2 separate regions of the Homo sapiens genome follow, and region 1 is linked to region 2. The links are chromatin loops, found by intact Hi-C in ENCODE. Cell type or tissue: K562. All regions are shown on one strand.

Evidence for each region. Peaks named below come from ENCODE experiments on the same cell type or tissue, not always from the same donor. Only the 100,000 strongest peaks of a DNase experiment are listed, where the experiment ranks them.
Region 1: a loop joins it to region 2, with 2.9 times the contacts of the local background. A loop is called at or near these places in 3 of 110 quality-filtered maps.

What each region holds. Positions count from the first base shown.
Region 1 is chr7:151,231,386-151,233,885 of GRCh38, reverse strand. It overlaps CHPF2 (chondroitin polymerizing factor 2), which reads right to left and starts at 1,403. Exons shown (of 4, transcript NM_019015.3): 1 at 1-1,403. RefSeq lists enhancers at 1-531, 1,487-1,546 and a silencer at 1,107-1,306. In K562, no CTCF peak of the experiment used is centred here; DNase peaks (open chromatin) are centred at 265, 607 and 1,425; H3K4me3 peaks cover 2,058 bases.
Region 2 is chr7:151,007,868-151,010,367 of GRCh38, reverse strand. It overlaps NOS3 (nitric oxide synthase 3), which reads right to left. Exons shown (of 27, transcript NM_000603.5): 18 at 1,306-1,438; 19 at 1,101-1,179; 20 at 783-970; 21 at 81-253. Among named protein-coding and RNA genes, the nearest start is that of ATG9B, 15 kb to the left of the region's middle. RefSeq lists an enhancer at 1,574-1,623. In K562, CTCF peaks have their summits at 865 and 1,484 (motif pointing right); DNase peaks (open chromatin) are centred at 887, 1,207, 1,567, 2,087 and 2 weaker places; H3K4me3 peaks cover 2,295 bases.

The DNA.
Region 1 (2,500 bases), 220 kb before region 2:
CAGAGCGAGGCCCGCTGGCTTCCAGGACCAGCATCCCCAAGAAGATTGTCCTGTCTTCACAACTCCTTCTGCCTGCTCTTCAACTGTGAAGGTGTCGGAACTAACCCCCAGCCAAAACGGTAATAAATGAAACAATCAATTTCACTCACACTGGGATTATGGTCTGTCTTCCACTAAAAAGAGGAGGAAGTAAAACTCAATACTGCCAAAGCTAACCCAAAAAGGAACACTACACACATCTGCAGACTGGGCCTAAGTCAACAGATGACAGCAAGTGATAAGAGGTAAGGGAAAAGCACACGATCCATCAAAACAACAGCCCCAACCAGAGGAGCCGGAGCCTGCCTCAGTGGGCCTTTCCGGAAGAATGCCTGCCTCTGGCATCGGTCCTCAGGCGGGCTACTGAAGGGGCTGCTGAGCCACTGCGGCAGGCCCGGTGGGCACAAGGGAAGGGGCCAGAGCCTCTTTCTACTCTGCTCCCCGTGTTTGAGAAGACGCAACGGCTACAGGAACCCCTCCTCCCACTCAGGAGCGGTCTGGAGCCACTCGCATGGCACACATAAGTTCTGCCCACCCGAATGAGGTAGATCGGTGACTCAGCACTGACAGCCTCTCAGGAGCGCCATGGCCGATGGAGCCATCTTGCAGGGCATTCTCCTCGGAACCCCAGCTGCTGAGGAGACAGCAGGCGGGGACTGGAACTCTGTGTGCGAGCGATTCGGTGCCTGGTTTTACCAGGGCCCCAGGGGCCAAATGAAGCAAACCAAAAGCAAAGAGAGAGCACAAGCAGCAACTAGAGACAATGCCAGGGTCCTGGGAACGCAAACAGAAGCGCGGCCAGCTTCCGACAGGACCCCTGCCGGGGGCCCACAGCCCCTGCGCTACCTCTCGGCGATCAGAGACCAAGTCTAGCCCTAGAACGAAGACCCGACGCGAGTCTTCGCCGTTCGTCTCAAAACAGAAATAAACTGGCCACGTCACCGGGCTGCTGAGAAGGGGGCTCGGGAGACCAGCTCGGGTCGTTCTGCGAGGCGGGGTCGGAGGTCGCGGCTGGGAGACTGGGGCACAGACCTCGTTCTCAGGCCAGTCGGCGGGAGCGGAGGCCGCGCCAGAGACAGCATCGAGGCCGCGAGCGCAGGACCAGGAGGGACGCCCAAGGCCCTCGGGGAGGAGGCCCGGGTTTCAGGGCCGGGGGCCGGCGGACACCGGATAAAGGACGGCCGGGGTCTCCCGGCGTCCCGGGAGGGGGCGGGGCGGAGGCGTGGGGACCAAGAGCGGCGTCCCGCACGCGCCTGGCAGGGAGCAGGGACGGGGAAGGGGGAACAGACCCCAGTGCCCGCTGAGGCGCCGGCTCCGCCGCTGCAGCCGCTGCCACCTCACAGCCCCTGTCCGCAGCTTCCTCTTCCGCTGCCTGTCAGTCACCCGTCTCTATGGTGACCGCATCCGGCCGCTCGCTCCGCCCGCGCGTTCTCTATGGTCGCTCCCACGGCCTCTCAGCACCGCGCACCTCCTCGGCTGGGATCCGGGCTGCCTGGCCCCAACCGGCCGCCCCCCGATAAGACGCGTTCGCCCCCACATACGCGAATCCAGGCAAATCCAGAGTGGACCAAAGCTGCCCCGTAACTTGGGCTGAACACCATCTGCCCTGGAAAAAGCATACCCCCACCCTCGAGAGCGCTTTTCTCCCAATTGGCTGTGGAATCCCATCAGCCTTTCAGTTGCCTAAGAAATGTTTGTTGTTTGCCAGGCACGTACGTTCATCTAAGGATGCTAAGTTCCGGGCATCTTCGTGAGTGCTGGGTAAACAAGCGGTGGACGAGATGGGCATGGTCCCTGCTCTCAGGGAACTGAAAGTTGAGGGAGACAGGTAATAAACACGCTTGACATAGCAAGAATAAAACAGGTAGAAATCCCAGTCTGATAAGTACCATTGCAGAAAAGCACAGAGTCCTGTGGAAAAACTAAACAAAGTATTAAATTAGACTGGGAATTTGGCAATGCTGAGATCCAAAGGTTCAGGAAAAGTTATCCAGACATGAAGTGGACAGTTTTCCAGGCAAAGAAAAGAGCACCAGAATGTCCTGAGAGAGGAAAGAGATTGGCTTGGAGAAGAACTGGGAAGGCCCAGGGCATCTTTGAGCCTGGTGAGGGGAGAACAGCCCAAGGTAAGGCTGGGGAACAGGGAACAGGTAAAGCATTCAGACCACCACAGTGGTTCCCCAACCAGAATGGCACCCTCCCTAAGGAGCAATTTGGAAATGTTCGGGGCAATTTTGTTGTCAAATGATTGGGGGAGAGGAGCCAAGGAGGCTCCATGTCTTGCACATTGCAAGATGGTATCACACAAGAAAACTGTCCTGATCCCACACAGCTTTCACATGTCCTACTGAATATTCATATAGGTTAAAAAAAAACTGGTTATAATCATCTGATGTGCCTGTGTCTTATATACAAAAAACAAAGTAATCTTGTAGGGGTGTAAAATGTGCTGAATTTTTAA
Region 2 (2,500 bases):
ATGGGGGTTTCCTGCCACTGGGGTCCCCCCAGCTCATCCCGTCTCTCTAGCCCCTGTGCCTCATTGGGGTGGCCCCCAACCTGGCTGAGGGCCTCCAGCTCCTGCTGTTCCCTGGGCTCTTCTGCCAAGGTGCTGAGCAGCCGCAAGAGCTGAGGGCTGGGTGGGGAGGTGATGTCCAGGAAGAAGGTGAGAGCCTGGCGCAGCGTGCACGGGGGCAGCCGGGGGTCCCGCACCCAGCCGGGGGGAGGGCCACCTGGGGATAGTGCACAGGGAGCTCTGAGGACAGGGCCCAGCAGGACTGCAGTACCTGGGCTGATGTTTGTGTTTTGGTGACTGTTAGAGAGCCTGCCCTTGAGCAGCGGGGTCGGCCTGTCTAGGTAGCCTCAGTGTATTGTTCGGGGGCCCCTGGCCGGACTGGGTTGGTCTGGGCTCCTCTGCCTCTGACTCCACCCCCTTATTTTAAATAAAGCCCAGGCATTGATGTGGCAGCAAATAGCCCCAGTGCCAGCTCCAGAGCAAGCTAGATTGCTAGGGGAGCCTCGGAGAGGAGCCCAGAGGGAGGGGACAGCCTTTTGGTGGGGGTGCATTTGAGGGTGTGGGGATGGTCCAGCAACAAGGCCAGCCCGGCAGTGGGCAGCACAGCCAGCTCTGAGCCTGCCTGCTGAGCTGTGGAGGAGGTGGCCACCCCCTGGGTCGGGTCCTGAGCTCCTGGAGGCCTGGGGCCGGGGGTGGGGCTGGGCATGGGGCTGGTGTGCCCTGTTGCTTCCCAGGCTGCCCCTCACCAGGGCTGCCCTTCTCCAGCTGCTCTACTGCCACGGGCTCAGTGGGCGCCGGCGGGTCCTCCACGCGGCTCAGCAGCGCCTCCACAAGGCCGGGCCGGTTGGGCGGGCAGACACCTATGTGGTCCCCCGGCTGGTACTGCAGCCCCTCCTGGCCTCCGGTGTCCAGGCGCACCAGGATGGTGGCCCTCCTGGGGGTGGGGAGAGGGGCACTTATGGGGAGTCAGAGAGGGGTGGGGGCGGGAGAATGTGGGAGGAGGAGGGTCCAGGGTCAGGGTGTTCAGGACAGGGGTGGGGGGGCGGTAAAGCCGTCGTCCTCACGTGGACTTGCTGCTTTGCAGGTTTTCCACTGAGCGGATTGTAGCCTGGAACATCTTCCGCCTGTGCACGTGGATCAGACCTGGGGGCGGGGAGGGGCAAATGAGGCAGCCTGAGCTAGGGAGCAGGGCCTGGCCCCAGAGTGCTTTAGTCCCGGGGTGTGGGGGCCTCAGAGAACCAGCCGGGTTAGGGTGAGGGCAGGGCCCACCTGGCAGCAACTGCAGGCCCTCGGCCTGGGCGCTCAGCCGGTACCTCTGGCGCTTCCAGCTCCGTTTGGGGCTGAAGATGTCTCGGGCGGCGGCCTTGGCATCCTCTCCCACACAGAAGGTCTCACAGGCGGCCTGCGGGACAGGCCGGTGAGGGCTGAGGACCTCCCGCCACCAGGGGTCGCCCTAGTGAGGCGCCTGGGCGGCTTCACTGCGTCTTGCTCCTGGGGGGTTGGCAGCCCCAGTGGCTGAGGCCGGCGCCAAGGACAGCACCTTTTCCGCCAGCCCATTTCATGGATTGGCCGCTGGGCCCAGGGACCCGGCTGGCTCTTTCTCTGCACGTCCTGATTGGTGCATCGTTCCTTATCTGGTGCGTGTTAATCCCGTGATCCGAGAAGCATAGTGCTTGGCACACGGTAGCTCTGTGAAGGCGTCTGTGTGTTCAGACCTGCATTCAAATTCCGAATCCCGTACTTACAGTGACATGCCTCAGTTTCCCCATCTTTACACCTCATTGTGTTCTGGTGAAGATTAAATGAGATACTTTATGTAAAGCCCTTAGCTTTCCACAAAGTGCGTGCAGATAGTAAGTGCTCCTGGGAAGGGACGCACAATTCGGGCGGCAGAGGGGACCCCACGGGGCAGATCCCTGGGAGGGTGTGGATCCCGTCTACTCCTGGTCAGGCACACAGCTGGAAAACTGCTGGGCCAGTCCCAGGCTTGAAATGCAGGGCTCACCCGTGATTGGCTGAGCCTCATATCACCAAGTCCCGTTAATCTTTCTTTTGTGGTGCGTGTGAAGTCTTATATCTCTTCCTTCCTTCCTCGGCCCCTCCCTCCCTTCCTTCCTATCTCCACTGCTGCTGCTCTGCTTAGCTCAGCCTTCCTGCTTCTGGTTCGGTGATGCTGTAATGGATCCTACGCCTCTAAAGTCCTATTCCCAAAACCTGATGATGTGGTCTCATCCCGCTGCAATGGCTCTTTTTGTTTAAATTCTTTAAGTCTTATTTTCCGTTCCCTTCTTCCCAATCAGGGCCTATGTGTTTCTGCAGCCTGACCTCCCCGTCCCTGAGGTAGCCCCCACTCCCTCTCCTCCTAGGATGCCCTCCTCCTCCAATCAAGGCAAATCTGCTGAGCTCCAGCCTGGGCCCCGGGACAGCAGCACTGCCCTGAACAGTGTGGCACTGGGGAGACCGA